Regions from separate parts of the Homo sapiens genome. Here region 2 is linked to region 1. A link is a loop called in an ENCODE intact Hi-C map of the cell type or tissue named here. Cell type or tissue: heart left ventricle. All regions are shown on one strand. Each heading gives the region's core, and the rest is flanking DNA. Links, peaks and the distances in the headings are about the cores only.

The links. Peaks named below come from ENCODE experiments on the same cell type or tissue, not always from the same donor. Only the 100,000 strongest peaks of a DNase experiment are listed, where the experiment ranks them.
Region 2: a loop joins it to region 1, with 2.1 times the contacts of the local background. A loop is called at or near these places in 6 of 110 quality-filtered maps.

The regions. Positions count from the first base shown.
Region 1 is chr3:98,883,916-98,899,685 of GRCh38, reverse strand. The region is part of intron 1 of DCBLD2 (discoidin, CUB and LCCL domain containing 2); the gene reads left to right. Among named protein-coding and RNA genes, the nearest start is that of DCBLD2, 9.9 kb to the left of the region's middle. In heart left ventricle, for the core only: no CTCF peak of the experiment used is centred there; no DNase peak of the experiment used is centred there; H3K4me3 peaks cover 1,130 bases; H3K27ac peaks cover 802 bases.
Region 2 is chr3:98,837,057-98,852,826 of GRCh38, reverse strand. It overlaps DCBLD2 (discoidin, CUB and LCCL domain containing 2), which reads left to right. Exons shown (of 16, transcript NM_080927.4): 3 at 3,229-3,366. Among named protein-coding and RNA genes, the nearest start is that of DCBLD2, 57 kb to the left of the region's middle. In heart left ventricle, for the core only: no CTCF peak of the experiment used is centred there; no DNase peak of the experiment used is centred there.

The DNA.
Region 1 (15,770 bases), core at 590-8,589:
AGTACTCTGCTTTGCTTGTTTCTGGATCTGATAGTGTTTGTATCATGTTATTAAAAAAAATCTTGGAACAGTATAGAATCAGTTACATGTCTACCTTCCAAATGAGGGATTGCCTTGTTTTTAGAAAAGGCCAGTCTACCGGGCGCGGTGGCTCACACCTGTAATCCGAGCACTTTGGGAGGCTGAGGCGGGCAGATCACGAGGTCAGGAGATCGAGACCATCCTGACCAACATGGTGAAACCCCGTCTCTCCTAAAATACAAAAAATTAGCCGGGCATGGTGGCACATGCCTGTAGTCCCAGGTACTCAGGAGGCTGAGGCAGGGGAATCGCTTGAACCCGGGAGGCGGAGGTTGCAGCGATCGCGCCACTGCACTCCAGCCTGGCGACAGAGCGAGACTGTCTCAAAAAAAAAAAAAAAAAAAGAAAAAGAAATAGCCAGTCTAATCAGACAAGCAACATTACTTCATTTTTTAAGGTTTAATATAATTTTTTTTTACCAGAACATTTTAACAAATACATTTCTCTTTAACAGTGTCATCTTATGTAAACATCAACATAAATAGAAATGATTCTGATAATTAAAAGACTTTTTTTTTTTTTAGTTCTTCTAAATTGCTTGGGTAAATTTTGCTAAATCATTTAATATTTAATCTCTTTGTACCTCAGTTTTCTACATCATTAAGGTGAGCATGCATACCTATCTCATAGCTTAATATAAATGAAATGATAGTATGCAGGAATTTTGCAAAGGGAAAAGCTTAAAATAGCTATAAATGATTATTACTAATCTCGATCTTACTAAGTTGATAAATTAAGAGCTAATTAGGTATACATCATCTGAAAACTCACAATTATTTGAGATTTGAATTTTCTCATTTTTAAAAATTAAATTTTTTACTCAAAGGACCCTAAAGCAGCCCGTGGTGGAATTCCTTTTAAGCCAGTCTTCCCAGTCTAACAGATGTTCTTTAGGGTCTACTGATATTCCCTCACATAACCTGAAAAGAAGTCTGTTTAAAACACCTTTAGAATTTTTAATGGGATTTGTACATGTTGTAATGTTCAGCTACAAGGTAGAGTTTTTACTCTATAAGAAGTCTTAAGACTGGAAGGAAATAAACTGTTGACAGTTGTTGTCTTTTGGTGGTAAAATTGTGGGACATTTCTTTATACTTTTCTAAATTTTCTGTAATTCGCATATAGTCAGAATAAAAATTAAACTGCAAAAAAGGTTTCTTTGATAGATTTTTTTTCTTTATTTGACAACTGAAGGTAGAAATGCATCTAGTATGGAGAGGTAGAAATGTGCTTCAGTGTCTTTTTTCTTTCTGACATCATTTTGAAATAGCAGAATATATTACCTTCATTCCAATTAATGTCATACATAGCTATTCCTCAATAGATTTTCTGTTCACAATGACCTTTCTTTTTATTTGGCTCCGAATAAAATGTATCATTAGTTTGAAAACTTACCGACTTTTCACAACAGATGTATTTTAACCAGTTCTGTTTCACTTATAAATTTATAAATATATTCTGTTTACCTCTATTTATTATGTTGATGTTTCACATATGGCTTGTATTTGTGTAGAGTTCTAAGTTGGATATCAAGAAGTTGGTCTTCGAAATCTTTTTTATTGAAGACTTTTTTTCTGTAAAATGTACCTCTCAAAAAAATTAAATTGGTGAAACTTATGCTGGTAGCATATTTGCTATTGTATTAAATTTATTGGAAGTTGATGGTTTACTATGATTTTAGGTCTCTGGTTTCCATTATGACTGTAGGAATTTGGGTTACTTCATATCAGGAGCTCAGCTTCCTCATTTGTATCCTGGAAGGCTTGCCTACTTTCTTGGTTAGAATGTAATTTGAACATGGTAAAATATCAGGGAATTAATTCTTAAAAACCATTAAGCCTGATTTGTTTGGGCCTATTAATATATAACATGTTGTGAAGATATTAGTTTTTCTTTGCTAATTTAATCTGTGAAACAAATCAGGTTCATTCTTAAAAAGGATGTTTCAGTTATTTGAACATATTTGGAACCAATATGTGAAAAAGTTTATATTCTGTCAAGGAATGCCTTTATTTGCTTGTGATGCAGGGAAATATTTTTGAACAATATTTGTGAGTTGCCAGAAAATAAAAACTTATTTCTCTCTGCAAATAAACATTTGTAATTATTTTTCACATTGACATTAGGTTAATTTAGAAATTTCCATTGTCTTTTCTTTGTCTGATAAAACATTGGGGCTCTTATCCAGTTTTGTTCAGAAGCAAATAAATCAAAGCATCCTTTTCTGCTATATTTCTAATTAATTTTACAAAATGAAAATTAGAAGCAGCACACAATCCACACGTGTGAATGATCAGATTGAAACAGCACATTTTTGAAACTTGTAAATGAAAAATTGATTCTAAGATTGCAGGTAAATTATAGGTAGATTTCTCAGTGTTAGAAACAAAAAGAACATATTATTTTCCCTGGGGATAGTTGATAATTCCATTTGAACATCTGAGCCTCATTTTAAAGACAAACATGTAAAAATATCTTAAAATGGTGGAATTGGCATAAGTAAAATACCAGTAGTAGAATTAAAATGACAAATTAATTTCCAAAAGTTAATAGATCATGTATGTGGGAAAGGGCTAGATTTACATAGGAGTAGAATTTAAATTTAGGACTACACTTAGCAAAGTGACACTGGGAAGTGAAGCTCAGGTAGTAATGTTGGACATTAATTGAATGCATACAAGTAGACAGTTTCTGCTTCCACTTCTTGATATATTTGGAAGGATATGGAATGATGACCCAACAGTAGAAGGATGAGGAAAAGCTTCATAAAGATAGTGATATTTGCTAAGTGTGATTGTTGAAATATGAAGTGAGACAATTTGGCAATTTTTCTGATGTGGCTCCTGGATTCGGTTTTCTTTATAACAACCTTACGGCCATAGGACTTTGTATTTATTTTTAAATATTGTATGGATAACAATGATTATTACTCAAAACTAAAAACGTAGATGATTATCCACATTTCTGTCTTCTAATCCATCGACTTATAATTTTTAACTTTCCTTTCTATTACATATTCACATACCTGCATAATCTTTTGTAGTTGTAATTTTAATAGTGTGTTCATGTAAAATTAACTTATAGGCTAATTTAGCACACATAAGCATACCTACAAAATACAGTAAAACAAAAATTTCAAAATGCAAAATTTTATCATAAGACATTCAGTATTTATAAAGTAATTACTGTATTGTTCAGAGCTGTTATTGTATTTAATTGAATTCTTCATTCTGGAGAAAAATCTTTGAGAAAGTATTTCAGTTCAAAATGTTAGTTTAGAAACAAATATCAGGCTAATTTTTCAGTTCATTATTTGGGTTAAATTAGTACAACCTATGAGGACAGAAAATACAGATATTCAAATAAACTAGTATCTAATGAGTGCCAGTGCAGTACCCACTGAAGCTGATGAGATACTCATGATTTCCAAGGGCTACTAAAACATCATTCACCAGCTGAACGTGCACCCTGATGGGTGTGTAATTGAAAGAAAAACTTTGATTTGCTGCTTGAATTATGGGAGAATCCCAAGATGCACGTTCCCTCAACTGCTTTTTAAGGAGAGTGGCCCAGAATTCCCTGCAAGGCTTTTGTTGAGTAGGGTGTGTGCAACCTTGCCTTCAAAACTGAATTGCCTGGGATCAAAGAGAAGGTATTGGCACTCTTTATCATTCTCTCATTAAGAACTATCAGTATGAAGGGGTACCAACTGTGAACTCTCAAGAGAGTGTGCATGTACCTCAGTATAGTCCTGAGACATTCAGAGAAGAGTAAAACATTGTTATTGTCTTCAGAGAACCTACAGTCTATTTGAGAAAGTAATTCAAGTTGGAATATATATAATAATAACCAAGGAAGGATATCAGAAGGTTATGTAAGGCAGAGAGAACTCACCACTCCTGGAGAAGCAGGAGACGCCTACTATAATAATAATCAAGGAAGGTTATAAGAAGGTTGTATAAGGCAGAAAAAGCTCACAACTCCTGGAGAAGTAGGAGACGCCTCACTGATAAAGTGGTTTTAGATTGGTAAGCTTTGAAGTTTGGTAGGTTTCTTGTCCACAAGGAACAGCAGATATTTGAAGAGTAAGATCATAAGATTATAACCTGGGGAGTCAGGAAAGTGGGAGTGTGAAAGCCCACCCTTTTAGAATGAGTAGCAAAACTCATTCTGGTCATGCTCCACTGTTTGCTTCTTGAACTCATGCCCTGTGTCTGCCCAGTTATTGGAAAAACGTTGGTTGGTTACTGTGGGCCAGGCATGGTACCACATGCTGGGGCATTTTCCTCTTGGAGCTGTGTTAATGACTTCCATAGTGTTGCCAGCAGCCCCTTTATCATCTGTAAGATACCGTCCAAACTCCTTTGCGTATCATGTAAGTAATTTTTTTCACAGTCTGGTCCCTCCCTTTCACTCTGACTTAATCTAATGCCAGCATTTCTCACACTGTATAGTTCAGATATGAGACTGAGCTAATTTTATTCTTCTAAGATATAATTTCATGCCATTTTGCCTTGTTCCCTATACTAACCTCTTCATATATGCAGTTTCCTCTACTTGAAATGCTCTTACTTTCCTTGTCTTCTCGGTAAACTCTCGATCAGCCTTCAAAACCCTTCTTGGGTATCATCCCTTTATGAAGAGTTCTCGAACAGTCCCCACACACTCATCTCCGGATAATACATTCCACACTGTATTCTAAGTATTTATTCCTGCCAGCGGAGAGAGTTTTATTCATTTTCTTATTTCTAATACTTATCATAGTGTCTGTCATTCAAATTATGTGAATTAAGAACCCCATTTCTAGAGTTAATCTGCTACCCTGAGCACATTATTTGGTTCATCCCTTGGCACCGGCATGCACTTCATGCTGTTGTCCTTTGCCTAATCCCCGTAAATTAGTGGTCAGTTCAGGAGCCGGGAACAGAGCCATGTCTTGACCCTTACTACCTGTTTGCTCAGAGCCTAACAGTCTTCCCAGCCTTTCCCAGTCCCACCTCTTCCCAGGAGGAAGACTCCTTTGCTGCACACCCTTGACTATGAGAGGAATCCTTCAAGCTGAAATTCTGAAAATAGACATGCCTACTTCTTAGAAAGCTCTGCTCCCCTCAGATGGGTCATCCTTAACAACCGTGACAGCCTAAATCAGTGCCAGCAATTTGGGCACACTTTCTCCTTTGCATGCTTTCAGCTTCTGACTTCAATAGGCATCTCCAATATTATAAAAGTCCCCCTAGTTTTTGTTCTCGTAGTTGCCTGTCTCCTTTTTCTTGCCAGTGGATGTTGCTGGGGAGCATTCAGGTAGCTTCACTAATCTGGTGTAATAGAAAAGTAATGAGAAATGGAGGCTGGAACGTATTGTGGAGGACTTCCCATTGAGGGGCAGACTGAGGAGTTTGTATCTGCGATGTTAGGCCTGACATTAGCCTCAGGTGCTTCCTCTTTCACCTGGTTCATTTGTCTGTCACTAGGTTTGGTTATCTCTTCTCAACTCAGGCACCCCAAATCCATCATCTCAACAATGCTCTTTCCGTGATCTTGGACAGTTCCCAAACTTGGGCCCATGTGATAATCCCCATTCTCTGCTTTCTCTGGTTCTGGATAGCTCATAGTTACAAGATTAAGTCATGTGGTCATCGTGATTAGATCTGCCACAAATGAGGTCTGGCTAATCAAGTCCCAAGTGGGGATTACTGCTTAGCAGACTATCTCACTTTGTAAAGCTGATTTGTACAGCCGAACTCCTGCCCTGCTCCTAATCCTTGCACAGTATGACTTCCTCCTGACTGAAACCTTGTCCTCTTCCTCTTTATCAGAGCACTGCTACATTGGGGAATGTGAATTTTGTTTTGGCATGCTTTACACTTTGATGGCACTTTTACTTTATATCTGGAAACATGCTCAAAATGCCACTGGCTTTTACATATCTCTTTTTTCATTGCTTTGTGGTACCTTGTATCTCTGCTTTTTTCAGTGACGAGCTTTCTAAATGGTAATCTACATTTGTGCTGTATATTTTCTTAGTGACTGGCACACAGCAGATATTTGTTAAATTGTTAATTTATTTTTTAACCCTTGCAATAAAAAAGCAAGGGTTTTGTTTCTGCTTTACTGAAACTGTCATTTACACTGTCAGATTTTTGTTTGTTTTGGTTTTTGTTTTAGTTTGAAAAACCAAGCAGCTTTGCCTATCTTTATTATTGGTTTCTTTTTTTTTTTTTTCTTACTACAGTGGTCTTTGAAAATCTGGAGGCTTTGGACTTGGACATACCTGGATTTAAATAATAGCCTTGTTGAACTTGACATCCAGTTACTACTCTAAATATTTTAAAATATGTAACTCATCTTTCTTTTTAGACTGTAACGAGGGCTGGGATTGAATCTGGGTAGCAAGTAAATTTTTGTTCAATGAATGAATCAATATGTCAAAGAAAATTTTGTTTCATTTTACTCTGCAGTTAAAATTTCCATTTTTATATGTTTCCGTTCCACTAAGACTCACTTTTCCATCCCTCTTCCCTTTATCCCCAATTATTGTTCCACCCCCAGCTCAGTGAGAGGAGTCAGAGCATGCAATAGAGGAATGTGGCAGAAAGGCATGACTGTCTCCAGCCCACCCAAATCTTAATGTGAGTTCTGTGCTCTCCTTTTTGACCTTTGCTCTGCCTCTTCAGCCTTCTGCCTGTTGGTGTGCTTCAGTGTTTTTTGATCCCCACCATCTCAGATCATTTTATCTCTTCTTTCCTGATATACCTTTGTTTCTGTCTACTCTTGGCATCCTAAAAGCCAGCTTTATAGGTCTGGATGTGAGGTGGACATTCTTTTGCATGCATGGAGGAAGAGTGTTTTAGTTAGGACTTTTGAGGTTATAGAGAACAGAAATCCATATCTGATTAAGGTAGAAGGAGAAACTATTGGGAGGATTGAGAGGGGAAGGCAGGAATGCAGCTAGACTTCAGGAACCAAGGACTCAGCTTAGTTCTTCCCTCTTGTTTCAGTCTGGCTTTCTCTTTGTGGAAGGAATCATGGCTGCTGGCAATCCCGAAGGCTTACGGTTTTAACACGGAGAAATTCTGTATTTTCCCTATTGTACAAGGTCCAGGAAAGGGTGAGTTGGCCCTCACATTGACCCAGTGTGATTCAGTACCCACCCTTGGACCAGTCAAATAACCAGGGGGCATGAGGTCATATTAAAACTGTTGGGAAACTGCAGAGCACCTTCCAGAGAAGGATAAGGCAGGGTACTAGATAAACAGAGGCATCCTCTTCTAGGAGAAAGAGTGTTACATTTATAAAGAGACCACTGTATTTTAAAGAAGTTCTTACTGAACCTTTACATTTATCTTGGGAGATGGGTGGTGGTATCCTCATCCGTGAGGTAGTTGCATCCTCACCAGTATACTGGTTAGGGTATGTAAGCTTGTGGCAGTTAAGTGTCCAGGATCTTGAAAACTGGCATGTCTAGAATTTGAATCTAAGTCTGTTGGACTCCAAAGCCTATGTACTTTCTAATGTGTTAGTTGTCTACCATAACATTAGTTTAGGCTTATTTCTCATTCAACAGCATGTGCTAAGAGCCTTGTATGTTTTATTTCTGTGTGTATGCTTATAAAGGTGAGTAGAATGCATTGCCTTTCTAACCAAATTTTATAGGTTGGTATGGTAACCTGACATAAATATGCATAATTAAGCATATTAAGTACAGAAAGATATTATTATGGAAATAGGGAGAAACACCAGGAGCTTCAGAAAGGTTTCACAAAGAAAATAACATTGAGTAGGTATTTGCTAGGTGGATAAAAGGAGGAGGGACGTTATTCTTGGCAGAGTGGAATGTTAAGTGCAGTGGCACAGAGGTGAGAGCGTGGAGCATGTGGGGAGTCACCTATAGTTCAGGACTGTGGAACAAAGAGGTTGTGGGAAAAGTGAAGAGATGAGACCAGAAAGGGAATCAGGGGCCAGATTATGATAGCCTTTGTATCCTGGCTGAAGCATTTGAACTTCGTTGTATCATCAGTGGAAAACAGTTAAAGGATTTCTAAATAAGGGACCTACATGACCCAGTTAGTATTTAAGAAACTCTGGCTGAAGTGTGGACAGTGGATTAGAGGGAGAAAAGATAGAAAGTGGGGAAACCTATTAGAGAACTTTGCAAGGGCCTGCACTTGTTCAGAGGGACTAAATTTAGAACTGCTAAGGAGATAAAAAGTATAAAATATAATGATTAGTTAAATTTGAGAGAGCCAAGTCAGTTTAATATTGAGATTTTTCTTTCTGGAATCTTCTTCCTCTTCCTGCATTCCACTTCTCTCATTCACCAGGATTTCTACCTAGCTAACTGCTTGCTTGCTTGCTTGCTTTTTTCTTTCTTTCTCTCTCTCTCTCTCTCCCTCCCTCTCCCTCTCTCCTTCTCCCTCTCCCTCTGTCACACATGCACACACACACACACATTCTCACACTCACACTGAAGCACTCATTACTTCCCTGTAGTACTCATCATCCCTGGAATGACTCTCTGTGTTTGTCTTACTCCCTATATTGTAAACTCTGTAAGGACAGGGGTCTTGTCTGACATTTTTACTGTTGTTCCTAATACCTAGTAGCACACTGCTGGACATGTGGAGGTTGTTCATTGAATGCGTAGGACATGTGGAGTTTCAAATGAAGTGGAACTTCTGAGCAAAAGTGCTTAGTATGTATATAGATAAGATTGAAGACTTTGGAGCTTTCTCCATTTAGTGACAACTGAAGTCAAGGAGTAGATTGCCCACATAGAATACAGAGTGGGGAAAGAACTCTGAAGAATAGCAACATCAACAGCTGGTAGTAACAAGGTTACATACAGTTAAGGTCTGCGAGATGCAGTTGGAGGGTTAAAGGAATTAAGACATGGGAGGAGAGATTTAAGAAGGAGGGAGGGGAGATATGAAGTAAGGGAGAAGGAAGCAAGAGAAGGAAGTGCCAGCAATGCCAGATGCTGTAGAAGGTAACAAAAGATAAGGATGGAAAATTCTCCATTGGCTTTTGGCAGCTCAGAAACTGACTGCTTTAGTGAAGAGTTTCATTGGATATGTAGATCTGTGTGTTTCCTAGGGCAGCTGTAACAAAGTACCACAAGCTTAACTGACTTAAATTTATTGTCTCACAGTTATGGAGGCTAGAATTCTGACAGCAGGGTGTGCAGAGGGCCATGCTCTTTCCTAAGACTCTAAGGTAGGATCCTTATCTCTTTCTAGCTTTTTGGTGATTGCAACTCTTAGCATTGCTTGGCTTTTAATATATCACTCCAGTCTCTGCCTCTGTGGTTACATGTGGTTCTCCCTGCATCTCTGTCTAAACTTTCCTCCTCTTAGAAAACACCAGTTGTTGGATTAGGGCCCACCCTAACTCCAGAATGACTTCATTTTAACTTGATTACATTTGCAAAATCCAGTTTCCAGATAAGGTCACATTTGTAGGTACCAAAAATTAGGACTTGAACATGTGTCTTTTTGAGGGACACAATTCAACCCGCAACAGTCTTGAACGTGAATTGCAGTGCATTGACATTAGAAAAGGAGGCAAAGAAGACATCAAGTATAGGCAACTAAAGAAATCTATGTACAAGAAGGAAAAAGTGAGAAAAAGGTGGTAGATGGGGGGTGGTGAGGGGACACCATGTAGAAGGAGGTTTTGTGTGTTTTTAGTTGTTACCCTTAGTGTTTTAAAGCTTGTAAAACTGCAGATCCAAGGCCCCACTGAAGAACTACAATTACAGGTTATAATTTGCAAAAAAGGCAAAATCAGTTGTCTTGCAAATATAAGATAAACACACCAAATATTTTGTTCAACTCATTCATTAATGAGGGAATCAGTAAAATGTTAAAACTGTCCATAGAGTATTTGAGAAGCTAGGTGTTTATAGGCAATGTTAGGATATGATAGCTGCATTAGATGGCCAAAACTGATTAATGGCCAACAAAGCCTTAAACTTTTACCTATAGGTTATTTTTTCAACTATAGAAAAATTATGTGCATCTTTACCAAACAATCTGTAAGTTAACATGTAACCAAGACTGCAACCTTTAATCAGCATTAAATAGCAGGTGGTAATTATTTTGCCCTATAACTTTGAGTGGCTTTTGCTTTTTATGACATTTAAAGGATGTGCTGCACACTTTTTTTTTACCCTATTTCCAAGTTTCAGGTCATCTTTCTGACATACTTGTTAGAATCCAGGGAGGTGGAAATAGGAGCCTGAGAACCTTTAATTAGCCTGTAAGTGATTCTAACATTGACTTGACTTTGAGTACCACCAAATAAGAGAAAACTGAGAGGCTTTGAGTGCCCATCTGAGGCTGGAACCCATTACTATCTGATGACACTCATCTCCTGGGTTTTGTGAGTTTTTTCTCTTTCTATAGTGCTCAACTCTTTGACAAAGAGAAATTATTTAATGATCTAGGGTGGAGCTTTTGCCAGGCAGATATATGCTCAAGAAGAATACAGTGGCTAGAAAGCGAAGATATCAGAAAGAGTGTAGTTAATGTATTGGACGTGAGGCCCAGACTAGGTAGAGAAAGAAGTGAGGCCAGGATCAGCTTAACAGATGGAGAGAGAAGAGAGAAATCCAGTTCACAGAAAGTATGCAGTGGGTGTAAGAGAGCTGAGAGGTCAGGAGACTGTAACCAGAAGAGCGAGATGTTAAAGTTTTTAAGATTTCAGAGTTGGGAGTAGTTTCCAATAATGGCAAAAATAAAGTCCAGGTTGTGGTCCTGAGAGTGAGTTACTGAACTGCAGTAGAGGTCATTGGGTTGATTAGTGAGCATTACTTTCTCATAAATTTATACTTTCTACAAGACACTAGAAGCTTTAAAGCATGCTATAAATTTAAATTTCCTAAAATAATGTGCCATTGTTCTCTTAACTTTCGCCAGATTGTAGCCAAGTGTACTGGGTCAATAAACAATGGGCAAAAGCTGTTCTGATCTTTTATGACAATAATAGTACTCACAAATATTTATTGAGCACATTGTTATGGCTTAGGACCTTGACACCAGTTGTTTTCGTATGGTATGTCGTTTAAATCTTAACCTTGGTAGCTTGAATTGTTAATATTCCCATTTTACCCCTGGCAAAACTGTGATTTAGCAGCAATAAGTAACCTTTTCAAGGTCATAGTGAGTGGTAGATAGGACATTTAAATTGATTGTATGACTCCAGTGTGTATAACCATTGCATTCTAGGTAGAGTATGTGCATGGTGGAGTTGAAGAGGATTTATATATAGCTCACATTCCTTCATGTTATTCAGTTTTGTAGATTATCACACATGCAGAGATGAGTTTGAGCTTAAAAAGAATGAAGCTGGGGGCAATGTCTTTTTAAAAAAATGGTCACATTGACCCTCTTTGGACTCTGAATGCATGTGCATCTTATGCAGTATTTTAAAAATTAAATAAATGAGCTATCAAGCCACAAAAAACCATGGAGGAAATTTAAATACATTCTACTAAATGAAAGCAGCCAATCCGAAAAGGCTACCAACTATGTGATTCCAACTGTTTGATGCTCTGGAAAAGGCAAAACTAGGGAGACCCGAAAAAGATCAGTGGTTACCAGGGTTTTGGGGGAGGTAGAGATGAGCAGGTGGAACATGGGATTTTTAGGGCAGTGAAACTACTCTGTGTGATACTATAGTGGTGGGTACATGTCATATATTTGTCCAGACCTATAGAATGTACACCAGGAGTGAACCCTAATATGAACTGTGGACTCAGGGTGATAACAATGTGTCAGTGTAGGTTCATCAATTGTAACAAATGTATCAGTTTAGTCAGGAATGTTAATAATGAAGGAGGCTATGCAAGTGTAGGGGCAAGGGATATATGACAAATATCTGTTCTTTCTATTCAGTTTTATTATGAACCTAAAACTGCTTTAAAAAGTGAAATATATTTTAAATACTAAATTTATGTTATATATGTTTTACCACAATTTAAAAACTGTAGGGATGGAGAAAGATATACCTTGTGAACACTAAAGAAGACTGGAGTCACTGTATTAATTTCAGACAAAACTTCAGAACAAGGAAAATTACCAGGGCTAAAGAGGACATTAAAAAATTAAGTGAAATTAGAGTAGTATTTGAATTATCTGAGATTTGTAGTGATGCAACTTAACAAACCTCACAATTACAAGGTTGATATAGTACTTCTGGTCTAAAAATTCACAGTACCAAATAATAAAAACTTTATTGTAACCAAATGAAATCAGATACGTTAGTTAACAGTTGCAACTTACTCTTCTGAACACTTTTCTGTTTCGTAAAAGCTCCATGCTTTCTCATTTTAAGATCTCGCAGATATATTATGTGACCAAAGTGACAGTTATTTAGAGCAAGTATAGTCAGACTCACCAGTTCACCAAAAAAAACCTTGAAAACTCACTGGAAAAGTTTAAACCTTTGCTCTCCATTTTTGGCATATTTGTGCAAGTGTATCCTGCATTTGCTGTTAAAGGAAATAATTTTGGAAATCACAATGTTCATATTATTAAAATTCAGTAATGCATATATAAGAATATAATTAATACAATTTATCAGTAGTGATATGGCTAAAATCTGGGGGTGGCTGGAAAGTCATATGGAATCAGCATCACAAGCACATACTTAAACAAAAAACACACTTGATTTGGAGTTTAATTAGAGTAGCCTAAAAAAGCATGCATTCTTTGTTGCAATAATTCATTATCATTTAAATACGTTTAATTTTCTTTCTCTTTTTTCTAGGGATAAGTAGTAAAAAAAAAAAAAAAAGGGGGGGGGTTTTCCTGTAATAATATCAAAATTTGTATCTGGCTTAACACATCTGACCTTACACTCTTCAGAGGAAGTGAACACATGTTCTATGAGTAATTCCCTAGATAAATGTGCAGCCAAAGAATCATTAAGATCAAATTCCAGTGTTTATTCTTAGCTGAAATAAAATTAAAATTCAAAAATTAGGTTAACAGGCTTCTACCCTTTTTGATCAGTTATAGTCTGGTGGAGAACATGTCGAGGAGGAAGATGAAAAAGAGAACCTGTCAGTGATAGTGCTGATGGAGTTTGGAGAAGGAGAAAGTTAGTGAAGTTGGAGTTGGTGAGAATGTATGGATTGGTGCTCTGAATGTTGTTTTTTCCAAGAGTAGTTTTACTCTTTTTGTCAATTCTGCCTTATGAGCAGGAATAATAGTAGGTGGTGTAGCCTGGTCACAGATCATTATTCTTCCCAGTGTACAAAGCTACTCAGAATTAATAGCAGTCACAGATGATTACTGTTAGCTCCTTTCCCTCCTAATGTTAAGAGCTCCTGACCCAGAAAAAATATATATCATTTGAGGTCTGTAGACTAATAAAAAGCATTTCTTTATGTTAAAGAAAAATAAAACATTCCTTTTACTTTTTTTAAAAATTGGAAAGTCGGAACATAAAACTCTTTAGTATAACTGCTGATCTTTGGGGGAAAACCAGTCTCTTAGTGAATAGAACAGCATTACCCTTTGGGCCAAATGGAACCCAGCCAAGAGCTAAACCAGATCTTTTTTCTGAGATTTTCTAGCTTTAACTCTAAGTCAGCACTTAACCTCAGCACTATTCACTTTTAAGGTTGATCATTCTTTGTTCTGAGGGACCTCCTGTGCATGATAAGATGTTTTAGCAGCTTTTCTGGCCTTTACCTACTAGATGCCAATAACACCCCTCCCCCTCCAGTTGTGACAACCAAAATTGTCTCAAGACACTGCCAAATGGGAGGTAAAATTGCTTCTGTGGGGTCCTCTTCTCCTCTGCCCTGCAACCCACCTTTTGAGAATCACTGCTCTAAGTGTATTACATAATTGGTTGATCAAGAATGTTTTCCCAATTTTAGTTCTACTTTTAAATATTTTGTCGTATTTTAAGTATCTTGGTGGAATAGGCTTTACTTTTAAGAACTGTAAAAATAAACTGGAAACACATTTCTAATTTAGGGGTGAAAATGAGAACGAGGTCTTTCCTTGATTTGCAAATTCAATGTTAAGACCTTTGCATACCTAGCACAGTGTTTTTCAGATTGCAGTTGGGGACACATTAGGGGGTCATGAAATACTTTAGTGGGTCATGAGCGTGCATGCGAGAGTGTATAGGGTCACGATGTAAACGGTATTTCTTTTGGAATAAGCAAAAAAAATATGTATATGTCTAGCCTTCCCTTTTGAACTGGAGTATTCTGAACATATATTTCATAGCAGTAGGTGCTTAGTTAAGCTATTTATCCAGTCAGGTTAAACTTGTCAAATATTTTTTGAGATACAAAGCATTCAAATTTGTTCATTGCTGTAGATTGGAGACCTGTTGTTAACTTTAGTTTCTGGTGCATATCATCTTGCTTGCAAGAGGAGGAAGCTCTGAACTCCATCACATATTTTAGAACATTCTTGGCACGTTACTTGTGGACTGTTCCTGCCCTCCCCCTACACAAGGTTATGAAAAAAGACAACTCTGTAATTATTTTCTTCATCAGCATGCATGCAAAAGTCCTGTTTTTCATCAGTTAGTATTTCTTTTGTTAACTTTTGTAGAAATTATCCTTCATGTTGGAAAGGGCAGTAAATGTTCGTGTATTTATTGAGAATCAAACATGAGCATAAGACACCTAAAAATTACTCCTAACACTCTGCGTGTACTCTTTGTAAAAATCATTTTTAAATGACAACCGTAAGTTGAATAATAGCCTACAGGGAATACCTTAAGTGTGACAATCTGCCACTACAAAGTCGTAGATTCAGCTGTTAATAGAAAATACTTGAGTTTCTGAAATTCATCTACACTTTCAATCACCTTAAAAGCTGCCTTTGTTTTCTATTTACTAAAGAACGTGCATTTATATTTTGAGTTACTTTGTTTATTCAGTGGTTATTTTATGAAGATTGAACCACCTACAGGAAGAATGTTTTCATCTTTTCAGTAGTAAGGGCATTTCAGACTAGTTTTATAATGTTAGGAACTCTGTCTTAGGGTGGTAGTTTTTTCCTCTGAGGAAAAATGTTAGTGATTGTTTAAGAGTTATTTATCTTACAATTCATTTATTTTCACAGTAGATTTTTTTATATCCCTATGTTTTTAATTTAGCTGATATCCAGCAGAGATATTCAAGGTATTTTCATGCCAGTTTCAGGGGAAATTTGTGGTTTTTTTTTTTTATGGACTGTGTAACATCCTACATTTTATATTTGCAAAAGACCAGTGGATATATTGCACAGAAATCCACGTTTATTACATTCTGCCCTTATATATTTTTGTGTTACTGAGTTGCTATGCCTAGTTCTTGTGTATGAAATGAAAGCAAGTATAGAAGATAGCTAAAATTTAATGTTGATTAAAAACTAAGCTTTGTGTGAGAGATACTTGTTCAGAAAGCCAGATTTCTAGTACTGACCTTTAAAAGTAGACTAAGGAGCAATACTAATATGGATTCAACAATAAAATTTCTTTATCAGCCAAGGATACGATTTTTAAGTATTATCATAAGAATTTAGGTACAAAGTTGTTCCATCATTAAAGTTAGCTTTGAGACTAATTTGAAATTACTTTTTCATAGATTAATGTACAGTTTCCTTATTCAATTAATAAACATTTATTTAGCATCCACCACTTACTAAAAACTACATGAAATTCTTATTCATAGGCTT
Region 2 (15,770 bases), core at 4,529-12,528, 51 kb after region 1:
TTCTTGGTAACTGTTGGCCAGGGACTGCTTTAACTTTCTAGAGGTGACTTGCAATGGCCCTGATAGGCAAGTTGCTACATAGATGTTTGCATTCTTCCAGGCCACCTGGCATGTGTCTCTCTTATTTCCAATTCTGCAACCTGAGAAAACAATGTGCTTTTAATGGGCCTACCTGATTAGTTCAGGCTTACCCAGAAAAATCTCCGTTTTGCCATATATGTAACATAAAAGAAGTTAAAAATGAAACTGACAGGGAATCCTGGTAAGAAATACCCTAGAAGGCTGGGTGCGGTGGCTCACGCCTGTAATCCCATCACTTTGGGAGGCCGAGGTGGGTGGATCACCACAGGTCAGGAGTTCTAGACCAGCCTGGCAAATACGGTGAAACCCTGTCTCTAATAAAAATACAAAAATTAGCCTGGCGTGTTGGTGTGCGCCTGTAATCCCAGCTACTTGGGAGGCTGAGACAGGAGAATTGCTTGAACGTGGGAGGCAGAGGTTGCAGTGAGCCAAGATCACGCCACTGTACTCCAGCCTGGGTGACAGAGCGAGACTCCTTTAAAAAAAAAAAAAAAAAGAAATATCCTAGAAGCATTAAAAGATCACATACTAGAGGAAATTTTACAAGTAAACACACATTGGAAAAGTTAATCAAGAAAATAACAAGTTACCAGTCTCTTGATCACCAATACTGCTGGGGAGAAGGGGAATAAATTGGTACAGCCTTTTTGTTTAATTAGATTCCATTTGTCAGTTTTGGCTTTTGTTGCCATTGTTTTTGGTGTTTTAGTCATGCAGTCTTGGCCCATGCCTATGTCCTGAATGGTATTGCCTAGGTTTTCTAGGTTTTTTATGGTTTTAGGTCTTACGTTTAAGTCTTTAATCCATCTTGAGTTAATTTTTGTATAAGGTGTAAGGAAGGGGCCCAGTTTCAGTTTTCTGCATATGGCTAGCTGGCCAGTTTTCCCAACAGCATTTATTAAATAGGGAACCCTTTCCCCGTTGCTTGTTTTTGTTAGGTTTGTCAAAGATCAAATGGTTGTAGTTGTGTAGTGTTATTTCTGAAGCCTCTGTTCTGTTCCATTGGTCTACATACCTGTTTTGGTACCAGTACCGTGCTGTTTGGGTTACTGTAGCCTTGTATAGTTTGAAGTCAGGTAGCGTGATGCCTCCAGCTTTGTTCTTTTTGCTTAGGAATGTCTTGGCTACATGGATTCTTTTTTGGTTCCATATGAAATTTAAAGTAGTTTTTTCTAATTCTGTGAAGAAAGTCAATGGTAGCTTGATGGGGATAGCATTGAATCTATACATTTGGGCATTATGGCCATTTTCCTGATATTGATTCTTCCTATCCACGAGCATGGAATGTTTTTCCATTTGTATCCGCTCTTATTTCCTTGAGCAGTGCTTTGTAGTTCTCCTTGAAGAGGTCCTTCACATCCCTTGTAAGTTGTATTCCTAGGTATTTTATTCTCTTTGTAGCAATTGTGAATGGGAGTTCTCTCATGATTTGGCTCTCTGTCTGTTATTGGTGTATAGGAATGCTTGTGATTTTTTCACGTTGATTTTGTATCCTGAGACTTTGCTGAAGTTGTCTATCAGCTTAAGGAGATTTTGGGCTGAGACAATGGGGTTTTCTAAATATACAGTCATGTCATCTGCAAACAAAGACAATTTTACTTCCTCACTTCCTGTTTGAATACCCTTTATTTCTTTCTCTTGCCTGATTTCCCTGACCAGAACTTCCAGTACTATGTTAATAGGAGTGGTGAGAGAGGGCATCCTTGTCTTGTGCAGGTTTTCAAAGGGAATGCTTCCAGTTTTTGCCCATTCAGTATGATATTGGCTGTGGGTTTGTCATAAATAGTTCTTATTATTTTGAGGTATGCTGATTTTGAACTTTTTAAAGCAATTTTATTCCTAAGTTTTTTAACTTTTTTGATGCTATTATGGATGGAGTTTTAAAAATTTCATTTCAGATTGCACTAGCATATATGGAAATGCAGTTGATTTTTGTATATGGATCCTGTGACTTAGCTAAGTTTCTTTACTAGTTCTAGAGAGGTTTTGTTTTGTTTTATTTGTCAATTCCTTAGAATTCACTACTCATAAGATAAAGTATCATCCTTGAAAATGATATCCTTGGAGGTCCACATTACTCTTATTCAAGTGATGTTGCCATAGCTTAAAACATTTTTGGAAGTCCTTATTCAGGCTTTCTTACACAAGTTACCAAGCACATAAGAAAATCAGTTTTTATTATTTATTAGTGTGTGTCTTGCTTTAATTTTTCTTCTTCTTTCTTTTTATCTTAGTATCTTAGATCTGTACTGAGGATATGTTATTTTTTATATATCTGATAGACCAAGCTTGTCCAACCTGTGGCCTGCAGGCCACATGCGGCCCAGGACAGCTTTGAATGCGGCCCAACAGAAATTTATAAACTTTCTTAAAACATGAGATTTTTTTGTGATTTATTTATGTTTGTTTGTTTATTGGTTGATTGATCGTGCCCAAAAGCTGTCATTAGTGTTAATGCATTTTATGTGTGGCCCAAGACAATTCTTTTTCCACTGTGGCCCAGGGAGACCAAAAGATGAGGCACCTCTGTGATAGACATTAAAGGATGAAATTTAGGCACACAGTTTTATATATGCATCTGACATTCAAGGAAAAAGCTGTGGATGGAAGGTTAAGCTTGTGAGTTGTCAGATCATAGTTAAAGCCATGGGATCAGATATGATCACCTAAAGAGATTAACTAGAAATCCAACAACCCTCAGAAGTAAAATTGAGTAGGTCCAAAAAAAGGCTTGAGGGATGACCTGAGGCTGGAATCTAAGGGGTTTGAGGGAAGCACTTTAAGAATACTACTAATTAATCATCAATTCATTTGTGAGCCACCTGCCTGGATGAAATATTTTGTTAATTTTTTTTTTAGTCCCTCATTATTGTTTTGAAAGAGTATACATGTCTTTCACAGGAAATTAATCTCTATAAGTTCAGTGATGCATGTACTGCTTTTCCTTTTGAATCATTTGAATAGACATTACTTGTCATTTTTTTCCTCCAGAGCAATATGATTGGTAATCATTAAACATTTTAGTCATTATTCCATACTAATTTAACAGCCAGCTTGGTATATTATTCTGCTTCTGTTATCTACATTGCAAATATTATTGACTTCATGAGAGTCATCCCAAATAATCTGCTTTTCTTTCATTCCTAGGCAAATACTGTGGTCTGGGGTTGCAAATGAACCATTCAATTGAATCAAAAGGCAATGAAATCACATTGCTGTTCATGAGTGGAATCCATGTTTCTGGACGCGGATTTTTGGCCTCATACTCTGTTATAGATAAACAAGGTAATTTTCACCTTTTGCAATGGTTCCTACAGTTTGTAATTTCTAACAACAAAAATAAAATGCTTTTTTTAAGTACCTGTTTTCTGAAATTGGAATAGAGCAGAAAGACTGAACAATTAATAGCACATATATAAATTTGACAAATAAGGTGAGTTCAGTTTCAAAGTTCCAAAAATAAAAGTACATAAACGTTACTTCCCTTTCCTTAGTAAAGGAAATACTGCTGAAATGCTGATTTTTTTTATTTTTATAAGATTGGAACACGAGCTATAATAACTTTTTTTTTTTTTTGAGACAGAGTTTTGCTCTTGTTGCCCAGGCTGGAGTGCAGTGGTGTGATCTCGGCTCACCGCAATCTCCACCTCCCGGGTTCAAGCAATTCTCCTGTCCCAGCCTCCTGAGTAGCTGGGATTACAGGCATGCGCCACCATGCCCAGCTAATTTTGTATTTTTAGTAGAGATGGGGTTTCTACATGTTGGCCAGGCTGGTCTCGAACTCCTGACCCCAGGTGATCCGCCTGGCTCGGCCTCCCAAAGTGCTGGGATTACAGGTGTGAGCTACTGCACCCGGCCTATAATAACATTTTTAAAATTTATAAATTATTGAAATGTTTTATATCAATTTAAAACATTATTATTCACAGTTTACCACTTCATAGTGCTGTGTTAAAGACCATACTACCATTATTTTCAAAGAATAAGATCTCACATCCCCAGGAGTACCTGAGGAGTGCTGAGACAGCATGAAATAAACATGGGATATTTCTAAATTGCTAATGTTTAGGAGGAAAATGTGGTGTAAAGGGGGAAAATTAAAAACAAGGTTATTCAGATGCTGGTGAGGTTGTGGAGAAAAAGAAACCGTATACACTGTTTGTGGGAGTGTAAGTCAGTTCAGCCATTGTGGAAGACAGTGTGGCAATTCCTCAAAGACCTAAAGACAGAAATACCATTCAACCCAGCAATCCTATTACTGGATATATACCCAAAGGAATATAAATTATTCTGTCATAAAGACATAAGCATGTGTATGTTCATTGCACCGCTATTCAATAGCAAAGACTTAGAATCACCTTAAATGCCCATCAGTGATAGACTGGATAAAGAAAGTTTTGGACATGTATACCATGGAATACTATGCAGCCATGAAAAAGAATGAGATGTTCTTTGCAGGGACATGGATGGAGCTGGAAGCCCTTATCTTTAGCAAACTAATTAATGCAGGAACAGAAAACCAAATACTGCATGTTTTCACATATAAATAGGAGCTAAATTATGAAAACACATGGACATATAGAGGGGAACAACACACACTGGGGCTTTTGGGAGGGTGGGAGGTGGGAGAGGATCAGGAAAAATAACTAATGGATACCAGGCTTAATACCTGGATGATAAAATAATCTGTAAAACAAGCCCCCATGACGCAAGCTTACTTATGGAACAAACCTGCACATGTACCCCAAACTTAAAAGTTTAAAAACAAAAGATTATCAAATAGAATAAAATCCAAAATTTACCTGAATCTCTAAGATAAAATGCAAGACCTGCATGAACTCTCTCACGTGTTTTAGCTGCTGTGGGATGTGTTCATTTCCCCCTGCTATATAGGGGTACCATGATGAGAAAGTTTAATAAGTGTTGCTAGTACAAGAATATATCAAAACAATCATTTAAATTTTTAACAGTTGATTATTTTGATATTCAGCATTGAATTAAGTTACCATTTAAAAGTTTAAATTGGCTTTTACTTCATATTGTATAAATGAGGAGATTCTCAAGAACCTCCTAGTTGTGAGAATGCTGGGCACTGGGAATTATAGGGGAAAGCAAGCGATTCCTCCTCAGCTATGGTGGGCTTGAGATAAACACGATATGTCTTATTGAAAGTTTCATATAGAAAGTGATAGAGGAGAGAGCTGTTCTGTGTGGAGGAACCTGCCTTTCCTTAGTTTATAAGCAGTAGGGCAAGATGTGAAGGCTAACAAAATCTTTCATAGTAAATGAGAAGGAAAATTCATTTGGATGAAATAATAGAAAAGAACTAGAAACATTATGCCAAATGAACAATTAATATTTTCGACAGAACCAGGAAAACTTAGTCAGTGTGATGTTATGGAAAGGACTCTTGGTATCCCTGCCTCTGCCACGTGCTAGCTGGCTAACCTCTGGCCAGTCATTTCACCACTGTGAGTTGTATCTTTGAATGGATTCGTTGTGAGGACTGAATCTAATAAAAACATGTGTACTGTTTGTAGGCTCATGACATAGCAGACACATACAATGTTAGTTTCCCCCCTTCTACCACTGTACACATGCATACACGTGTTCCCCACCCCTACCACCAAAAGAGTAATGTAGAGAACACAAGTGAGATGATAATGGATTACCGTCCTTTAAGTTTTACTTATTGAAAGTCTTGGGTTGATAGGTGAGAGGATAGAAAATAAAGTTAATTTGCTTCTTATTTTCATTAAGTTTCTTAATATCAGGTTAAATTATTTATTTTGATTCATATTTTTGCTTTTCTCTGTTATTTATCAAGTTGAAGGTTTCTGGAAAATAAGTATCCTGTTTTTTTAAAAAAAGGTTCTCATATTAGATATTTAAATTATGAGGCTTTTTGGCCCACAGAAACCTTAATGTCCTGCATGAAATTTACTTAAGAATTGGCTATGACCTCAGATAAAAGAATCAGTATGTTGTGTAGCTTACAAACCTGTACCAAATTTCAAATGGCTATATTCTATTTTAGATGAATCTTAGCTTCCAAAGATTTTTGAAACAACCACCTTAATCAGGAATTTCTTGATACTAAAACTTTCCAAAGTCATAATCATCTTGGGAAATCTCATTTAACAGCTCCTAAAATCTTATTATTTTTTGCCTGTCTTTATCCCATCCATCAAGCATTTGTTTTATCTGAACTAGAATGAATTGCCTGAACTATATTCAAGACAACACTGGTTGAATTTCTTATTACTTCTTCTTGGGTGGCTTTTTGATGACAATTTCTTATAATGACTCATTAATTTGAAGGTTGCTTGGCTTTGGTTGAGGTCCTCAGTATATTTTTATCCAGGAAACTTAACTGCCACAATGAATTCCATAAATATTTTCAAGGAACCTAGCTACATGTCCCTAGCCTAGAAGTCTAGTTGAAGATTTAGAGTATTTGGGAATGAAAAGATTGTGAAAAATATTGCTTCATCAGCTACTTCATTTGTTAGGCTCTCAAGATGACTTGTGTTATAGCATGGGTTGTTGATAGAGTCATCATTTTGCATGAGATAGACTAATTCTCATTACCTTGTGCAAGAGCCCATTATAAAAATCTATTCCTTTTGATTCCTTATTTCCTGCCCTATACTTGGCACCAAGGAAACAGCAGTAGATAAGACACAATCACACCTTCATGGAACTTGCAGTATAGGGTTGGAAAAAGATATTAAACGATTACTTCATTGCAACTATGAAATAAAGTATGGTGAAAGAATCACCAAATGATAGGGGCCAGAGGTGTGTGGGGAGTGGAAGATTGATAAAAAGCAGAGTTTTCCTGAGGAAGTCACTTTTAAGCTGAGAAGTGAAGGATTGGAGTTTCCAGGCAGACAAGGAAGGAAAAACATTCTACAGAAGGGAACAGCAGGTGCAAAAACCTGATGGTAGAGAAGAGCTCTGGGAGAACTGGAAAAGAAAGCAGAGTAGCTGAAGTAGATTGGGTTGGGGGAGAGTAGGCTTCATTATTCTGAACCTTACAGAAAATGTAAGGGTTGGAGCTTTTTCCTAAGAGTGCATGGAAGCTGTTAAGGAAGATGTTAAGAACAGAGAAGTGGTGTGACTGGATTTATGTTTTTGTTTATGCAGTCTTCCCTGCTCTGTGAAGAGCGGGTCAAATAAAAGTAAGAATAAATGTAGAGAGGCCCGTTAAGAGGCTGTCCGAGGAGGCAAAGCAGAGATGATTGAATTAAGAGGTCTCGTTATAAATGTAACTAGAATTATGCCAGTTTGTAAAGACTGTAGAGTCAGACATATCTTCTATAGGGAACATTTCGATGAATTAGAGTTTATCTTGGTGGAATTTAAGCTCTAGGAAGAGTCTTTGAGCATTAGGAAGCCCTCTTGGGTAAAGCTCTGAGCTACAGTAATGCCCGGGTTGTATCTTGGGCTCTCTACCTGGAGTCCTCTTCCACTTTCATTTCTAGTTTTCATTAAATTTTTAATAAAGCTTTTTCCCCCCTCTGCTATTTTTAATGATCTTTGAGCAATAGTTTTCAGCTTTTTTCATTACCAGTTATCTCTTTCCATTTTCACCTATAAACCTCATTTTTGAAAGATAGTGAAAGGAAAAGTTCCCATTTCCTCAAGCAATTTGATATATAGAAATATGAATCAAGACTTCCAACAACTATGAGAGGACTAATAATTTCTACTCTAAAGTAGCATAATCTCAACAAATTTCAACTGTTCCACAGAAGCAGCCACTAAATACTTCCTTATACAAACAACCACATCTATAGTCCTCATAATAGGTATTCTCTCTAACAGTCTATTCGCCACACAGTGAACTATAATAAATACTGTTAATCAGTTTTCATCTACCACGGCCAGACTTTCTGAAAATTTGAACGTGTATGTGGACCTTTGTGGTATCTTGGACTTTTATACTGGCAACCCCTGTTTAGAAGCTCTATAGAAACTCCTGAGTTACTGCTGGTGTTACTGAGTGAGGCAGAACCTACCACAGTAAGGTCCAGACTCAGGTAACTTGGATCTTTTAATTTAGTATAATAATGAATGTGGCCAGGTGCGGTGGTTCACACTTGTAATCCCAGCACTTTGGGAGGCCGAAGCGGGTGGGTCATCTGAGGTCAGTAGTTCGAGACAAGCCTGGCCAACATGATGAAAACCTGTCTTTACTAAAAATATAAAAAATTAGCCGGGCGTGGTGGTGGGTGCCTGTAATCCCAGCTACTCAGGGGGCTGAGGCAGGAGAATCGTTTGTTTGTACCCGGGAGGCGAAGGTTGCAGTGAGCCAAGACTGCATTACTGCACTCCAACCTGGGCAACAAGAATGAAACTCTATCCCAAAATAATAATAATAATAATAATAATAATAAATGCTACTGACATTTTATTCTGAAAAGTAGATTTAAAAACAGTGGTTGTCATTGGAATTGAAAAATAAAATGAATTTTATAGATGATCTAAATTTCTGTTTTTGAATCTGTTCAACAATGACCAGTTTCTAGGAGGAACTGGACATTTGTAGAATGGTTCTGGGTGACGAATTTTTTAAGTTGTAGTTATAAAACAGTGAACTCAAAAGAAATATATACATTTGCATTGAAAGCTTCAAGTCCTTCAAGACAGCATTTATTCATATGTACCATAATTGGGGTGTGTGTGTGTGTGTGTGTGTGTGTGTGCATGCATGATTGGAAAGTGGTGATCCTGGTATTCTTTTTGGAGAACATGAAATTGTCACTTAAAACATAATACTGAATCTTACTACTTTAGATTTCACCAACTCGAAATTTTGTAGTGCTCAGTCTATAAAGTTTGCCTTTATTTTGGACGGGAGAAATAGTAAATAGTTTAAAATTTCATGTGAAATAATGTAGATATTAATATAGTTCCTAATCGGAACTCATAAACACATGTTCATTCATTGTCTGCCACCCCTTAGAATCTGATGACAGTGCACTTAAGACTTGTAAACAGCTGAGCCTGGAAAATATTCCCATTTAACAAGATTATCATTGCTATATGATGGATTATTTTTAGAATTAACACCAATAGTATAAAAAATATTTGCTGCATTTTTTAACCACATCATTTTTGCAAATATTTGCCATTTTTTCATTCTTACATCAGATTATATGAGTTTGCAAATGAAACGTAGGGCTGACTAGATAATTCCTTTCTAGCAGAGTCCAAATTTCTGTAACCGGTTATTTTTTTCCTGCATGGAATGTTTTCGGCTTTGAAAATAGAGTGTGAATTCCTTAGATTGTTTGCCTTCTTAACCGTACAGTAATTTTATAGAATCTGTTTTGTTTCCAGTACTACAATTGGCTAGGTTCCTATTTGTTATTTTTATATTGGGTTCCAAATTTTGGTTCCTGTATCTGGCAAACATTTTAAAACTCTGATACTATTAAACTTAGTAAGATTTTATTAATGAAGTTTCAGTTTACATTCCTATCTTTAGATATGCTTTTATTTCCATACAAATGAGTATGTATAATGTTTGTATGTATAATATAATTAACACGCAGAAGAATATTTGTAGTTTGGTGTCAGTTTGTAGAACAAAGGTGCTGACGAACAAAGTGTTACCAATTTTGCAGAGAAAGAGAATTTAAACACTTAATCTGTTAAGATGGTGTTAACCTGAAGAGGCAATTCACATTACAGGATAGAGTTTATTCCAAGCTGTTAGATAAACCTGAAGAGCATCTTAATGATTTTAATGTTTTCTATGTTTTTAATTTTTTTGGCATATTAGGAGTGCTGAGAAGAGACTACATACGTGTTTGTGCTGTCCTGTGCTGTACAGTGGCTCTATCCTTCACTGTTGATAAATACTAATGTATTTATTAGCTTCCTAGATACTGTGTAGGTCACAAAATAATTATGCTATATTTTAATGTTTTGTATTCATTTTTTAGTGTATGGAGATTTAGATAAGGAGTTTGATTTGATCCAGTTAACCATGTGTAGCTTATAGCGTGTTTGACTACATAGTTTATTGCTTAGGCAACTGAGCTATGCTTTATATCATCCATAGGAAAGCATTAATTATTTTCATCTGAGAAAATTTTTTCTGGGCTTCTACTGTGGACTCTGCTTTCATAGATGACATTGTTATATTCTTAAGAGAAACATAAGGTTTAGTGTCCACTCTCAGTATGTAAAAGGAGAGAAGAGGTAAAATACCTAGTATAGTGTCTGGTACTTAGTAAATGTTAATTGGCTCTGAATCACTATAAATTATGTTGTACTATACTATATATGTAAATTTCTCTTAACAGAATTGCAGATGCTAAAAAATCAATGCCAGATTCCTATAATAGGAGCAAGGAATTAGTCTTAGGACCACACAATAATATTGTCAGGAGAATTTAGCAGAAGACCAGGCTTATCCTACATCCTTTAGCACTTGAACAGAGTAGCTGTTCATATATCTACGATGCAAGGCTATTGACAAGATGAGAACTATGAAAGCAAGACCACATATTGTTTAAGGCTCTGGGAAATTGGTTATTTAAATAATTTTAGATCACATAAGAGAGAAGAATGAATAGGTGTACATTTTCTTGTTTCGGCCTATATTTTCTTATTTCTAGTAAATAATACAGTAACTTTGGAACAGTACTTCTGTGCTTTCTTTTTTGAGATGGAGTCTTGCTCTGGCACCCGGGCTGTAGTACAGTGGCACGATCTCAGCTCACTGCAGCCTCCGCCTCTCGGGTTCAAGCGATTCTCCTGCCTCAGCCTCCCAAGTAGCTGGGACTACAGGCACACGCCACCATGCCCGGCTAATTTTTTGTATTTTTTTTGGTAGAGACGGGGTTTCACTGTGTTAGCCAGGATGGTCTCGATCTCCTGACCTCGTGATCTGCCTGCCTCGGCCTCCCAAAGTGCTGGGATTACAGGCATGAGCCACCGTGCCTGGCCACTTTCTTGAGTTAGAATAAATATAGGCACTTGAGTTCAACTGTGCAAAAATGTTTACAGCAAATATAGTTGTCATTATACCAACTTATTGTGGTAAGTGATGGCTACTGACACTACTGAGGGTCTTTTTCAATTCATTCAAGAACACAAAACAGTATTGAAGGAAAATCTAAATAAATATATTTTGCAACCCTACAATCTCAGAAATAGCCAACACTGTCAATCAAAAATATTTCTATGATAGTAACCAATGTGCTGATATTTTTTGATTCATTTGTTAACATAAAATATATTTTCATGGTATTATATATGGGTCAACATAAGATTTCAAGTTTAAATATTTCATGCAACAGTTACAAAGTTCTCTAGCCTTTGCAGTTATTATGTCTTGAAAATGTTTTTAATTGTACTTTATTTTTTTTAAATGTATATATCAGTTATGGCAGATAATATAGCTAACTAAGTTTGCAACTGTCTTAGGAAATCTGATGTTGGTGTTTTCAGAAAACCTGACGTTCCTCAGGCTGTTATTGATTATTGGCTTGCCTTCACATTTGTATTCTCTCCTGCTCTTTCTCACAATCACATTATCCTGCCTTCAGAGCCCCATCTGAGATCTGCCTGCTCTGGACAGCCCTCTAGGATTAGGGAAGGCAGGTAATGGGGAAGGATAGAAACTCTTTTTATAGATACTATGGTTACACTTCCTTTGGGTTAAACTCTACTGTGAAGACTAGTGTATATTCAACACTGAAGATGCTCTTTTGGGGGCTATACAGAAAAAGAGGGAATGCCAGTTTGCTTCAGCAGAATCCCTGAGGGCATTCTGTTTACTACTGCCATCGCTGTTATCTACAACACCCAAATGAAGTGTACCATATGTGTGATACTTCGTGCAGTAATGTGTTACAGTCATTTGTATGTATTGTTTGATTAAAATTACCAGAATAAAATTCTATGCAGAGGCTGTCAGTTTAAAACGTAGCAAATAACAGGCATGGGGGCTCACATATGTCTTCTCAACAGTTTGGGAGGTTGACGTGGGAGGATTGCTTGAGGCTGGGAGTTCCAGACCAGAAAGGTAGTGAGACCCCCATCTTTACCAACAATTTAAAAAATTAGTTGGGTGTGGTGGCACATGCCTGTAGTTTTAGCTACTTGGGAGGCTGAGGTGGAGGATTGCTTGAGACCAGGAACTTGAGGCTGCAGTGAGCTAGGATCATGCCACTGCACTCTAGCCTCGGTGACAGAGCAAGGAAAAAGAAATGTAAATTATATACTGCCCCGTACTTTGAACATATCACTGATTTTTCTAGTATTATAGGACATATTAAAGTGGATCCAGCAAGATAAGTGTTTTCTCAGTATTTATTATAATCTAAGCACTTCACATGTAATAAGTTCATCTTTTAAGTTGCTCAGTCCAGAAATTTTAGTGTATCTTTGACTCCTCTCTTTTTCTCAAGCTTCATATTCAGCTGCCAATTCTTCGAATATATATGTACATGTACCAGAATCTGACTACATCTTAACAGCTCTACTACTACCACTCTATTTCAGGTTCCAACTTTTACCTCAATTACGGCAATAAATTTCTTACCTTTGTTTTTGCTGTTTTCCCCCTTCAATCTACTCTGAATTCAGTGGTCAGTATGATCTTATTAAAGTGAAAGTTTCATCTCACTCTACCAACTATCCTTATCTCCAAGATGCTCTAGCATTCAGCTTCCCATTACTCATCTGACTTCATCTTTTACTTGTCTACTGTGGCCTCAAACATGCTGAGCACATTTCCTAACAGGGCCTTTGATTCCCGCTGCCTGTTCTCAGATTCAAATACCTAACACCTCACTCCCTCACCGATTTTAAGAGTTTTACTTAAATGTCATCTTCACAGTGATGCCTGATCTGACCACTGTACTTAAAATTGTAACTCCCTAACTTTTTAAAACTTCCTTGTTCTCATTATTTTTCTAAAGTACAATACACATTCTAACACAGTATTTTTTTCTTACTAACATTGTCTTTTACCTCCCCCACCCCACCCAGAGGTATACTCCCTATACGAAGGAATTTTTATCTGGTTGTTCTTTGTTTTATCTCTGGTGCCTAGAATGACATCTGGTCATAACACATGCTTATTAAATATATGCTGAATGAATAAATGAACGAACTGCCAGCCCTGGCTCTTTTACTAGGCTTTATTTCACCCATCAATACAGATATGCTACATATGAAAGGACACTGTTATTCTATGATAGTTTCTTTTTATTTTATAACAGTCTTATTAAGTTATAATTCACACACCATACAATTCCCTTATTTAAAATATACAATTCAGGGGGGTTGGCCAAGGTGACCAACTAAAAACAGCTAGTGTGTGCCGCCTTCATGGAAAGAAATAGAAGGGGCAAGTAAATACAGCACTTCAACTGGAACACCCAGGTACACAAACGGATTCATCAAGAAAACAACTCGACTGCATTCCAGCCTGGGCAACAGAGCAAGACTCTGAGAAAGAAAGAGGAAGAAAGAAAGAATGAGAGAGAGAGAGAAGGAAAGAAGGAAAGAAAGAAGGAAGGAAGGAAGGAAGGAAGGAAGAAAGAAAGGAAAGAAAGAAAGAAAGAAAGAAAGAAGGAAGGAAGGAAGGAAAGAAAGAAAAAGAAAGAAAGAAAGAAGGGAGCACAGGGTTGGGGGTAAGGTCACAGATCAACAGGATCCCAAGGCTCCCTCTCCCTCTCCCTCTCCCTCTCCCGACGGTCTCCCTCTCATGCGGAGCCGAAGCTGGACTGTACTGCTGCCATCTCGGCTCACTGCAACCTCCCTGCCTGATACTCCTGCCTCAGTCTGCCGAATGCCTGCGATTGCAGGCACGCGCCGCCACGCCTGACTGGTTTTGGTGGAGACGGGGTTTCGCTGTGTTGGCCGGGCCGGTCTCCAGCCCCTAACCGCGAGTGATCCGCCAACCTCAGCCTCCCGAGGTGCCGGGATTGCAGACGGAGTCTCGTTCACTCAGTGCTCAATGGTGCCCAGGCTGGAGTGCAGTGGCGTGATCTTGGCTCGCTACAACCTACACCTCCCAGCCGCCTGCCTTGGCCTCCCAAAGTGCCGAGATTGCAGCCTCTGCCCAGCCGCCACCCCGTCTGGGAAGTGAAGAGTGTCTCTGCCTGGCCGCCCATCGTCTGGGATGTGAGGAGCCCCTCTGCCTGGCTGCCCAGTCTGGAAAGTGAGGAGCGTCTCCGCCCGGCCGCCATCCCATCTAGGAAGTGAGGAGCGCCTCTTCCCAGCTGCCATCACATCTAGGAAGTGAGGAGCGTCTCTGCCCGGCCGCCCATCGTCTGAGATGTGGGGAGCGCCTCTGCCCCGCCGCCCCATCTGGGATGTGAGGAGCGCCTCTGCCCGGCCGAGACCCCGTCTGGGAGGTGAGGAGCGTCTCTGCCCGGCCGCCCCGTCTGAGAAGTGAGGAGACCCTCTGCCTGGCAACCGCCCCGTCTGAGAAGTGAGGAGCCCCTCCGCCCGGCAGCTGCCCCGTCTGAGAAGTGAGGAGCCTCTCCGCCCGGCAGCCACCCCATCTGGGAAGTGAGGAGCGTCTCCGCCCGGCAGCCACCCCGTCCGGGAGGGAGGTGGGGGGGGTCAGCCCCCCGCCCGACCAGCCGCCCCATCCGGGAGGGAGGTGGGGGGTTCAGCCCCCGGCCTGGCCAGCCGTGCCGTCCGGGAGGGAGGTGGGGGGGTCAGCCCCCCGCCCGGCCAGCCGCCCCGTCCGGGAGGTGAGGGGCGCCTCTGCCCGGCCGCCCCTACTGGGAAGTGAGGAGCCCCTCAGCCCGGCCAGCCACCCCATCCGGGAGGGAGATGGGGGGGTCAGCACCCCCACCCGGCCAGCCGCCCCATCCGGGAGGGAGGTGGGGGGGTCAGCCCCCCGCATGGCCAGCCGCCCCGTCCGGGAGGGAGGTGGGGGGGTCAGCCCTCCGCCCGGCCAGCCGCCCCGTCTGGGAGGTGAGGGGCGCCTCTGCCCGGCCGCCCCTACTGGGAAGTGAGGAGCCCCTCTGCCCGGCCAGCCGCCCCGTCCGGGAGGGAGGTGGGGGGGTCAGCCCCCCGCCCGGCCAGCCGCCCCGTCCGGGAGGGAGGTGGGGGGGTCAGCCCTCCGCCCGGCCAGCCGCCCCGTCTGGGAGGTGAGGGGCGCCTCTGCCCGGCCGCCCCTACTGGGAAGTGAGGAGCCCCTCTGCCCGGCCAGCTGCCCCATCCGGGAGGGAGGTGGGGGGGTCGGCCCCCCGCCCGGCCAGCCGCCCCGTCCGGGAGGGAGGTGGGGGGGTCAGCCCCCCGCCCGGCCAGCCGCCCCGTCCGGGAGGTGGGGGTGTCAGCCCCCCTGCCCGGCCAGCCACCCCGTCCGGGAGGTGAGGGGCGCCTCTGCCCGGCCGCCCCTACTGGGAAGTGAGGAGCCCCTCTGCCCGGCCAGCCGCCCCGTCCGGGAGGGAGGTGGGGGTGTCGGCCCCCCGCCCGGCCAGCCGCCCCGTCCGGGAGGGAGGTGGGGGGGTCGGCCCCCTGCCCGGCCAGCCACCCCGTCCGGGAGGGAGGTGGGGGTGTCGGCCCCCCGCCCGGCCAGCCGCCCCGTCCGGGAGGGAGGTGGGGGGGTCGGCCCCCTGCCCGGCCAGCCACCCCGTCTGGGAGGGAGGTGGGGGTGTCGGCCCCCCGCCCGGCCAGCCGCCCCGTCCGGGAGGGAGATGGGG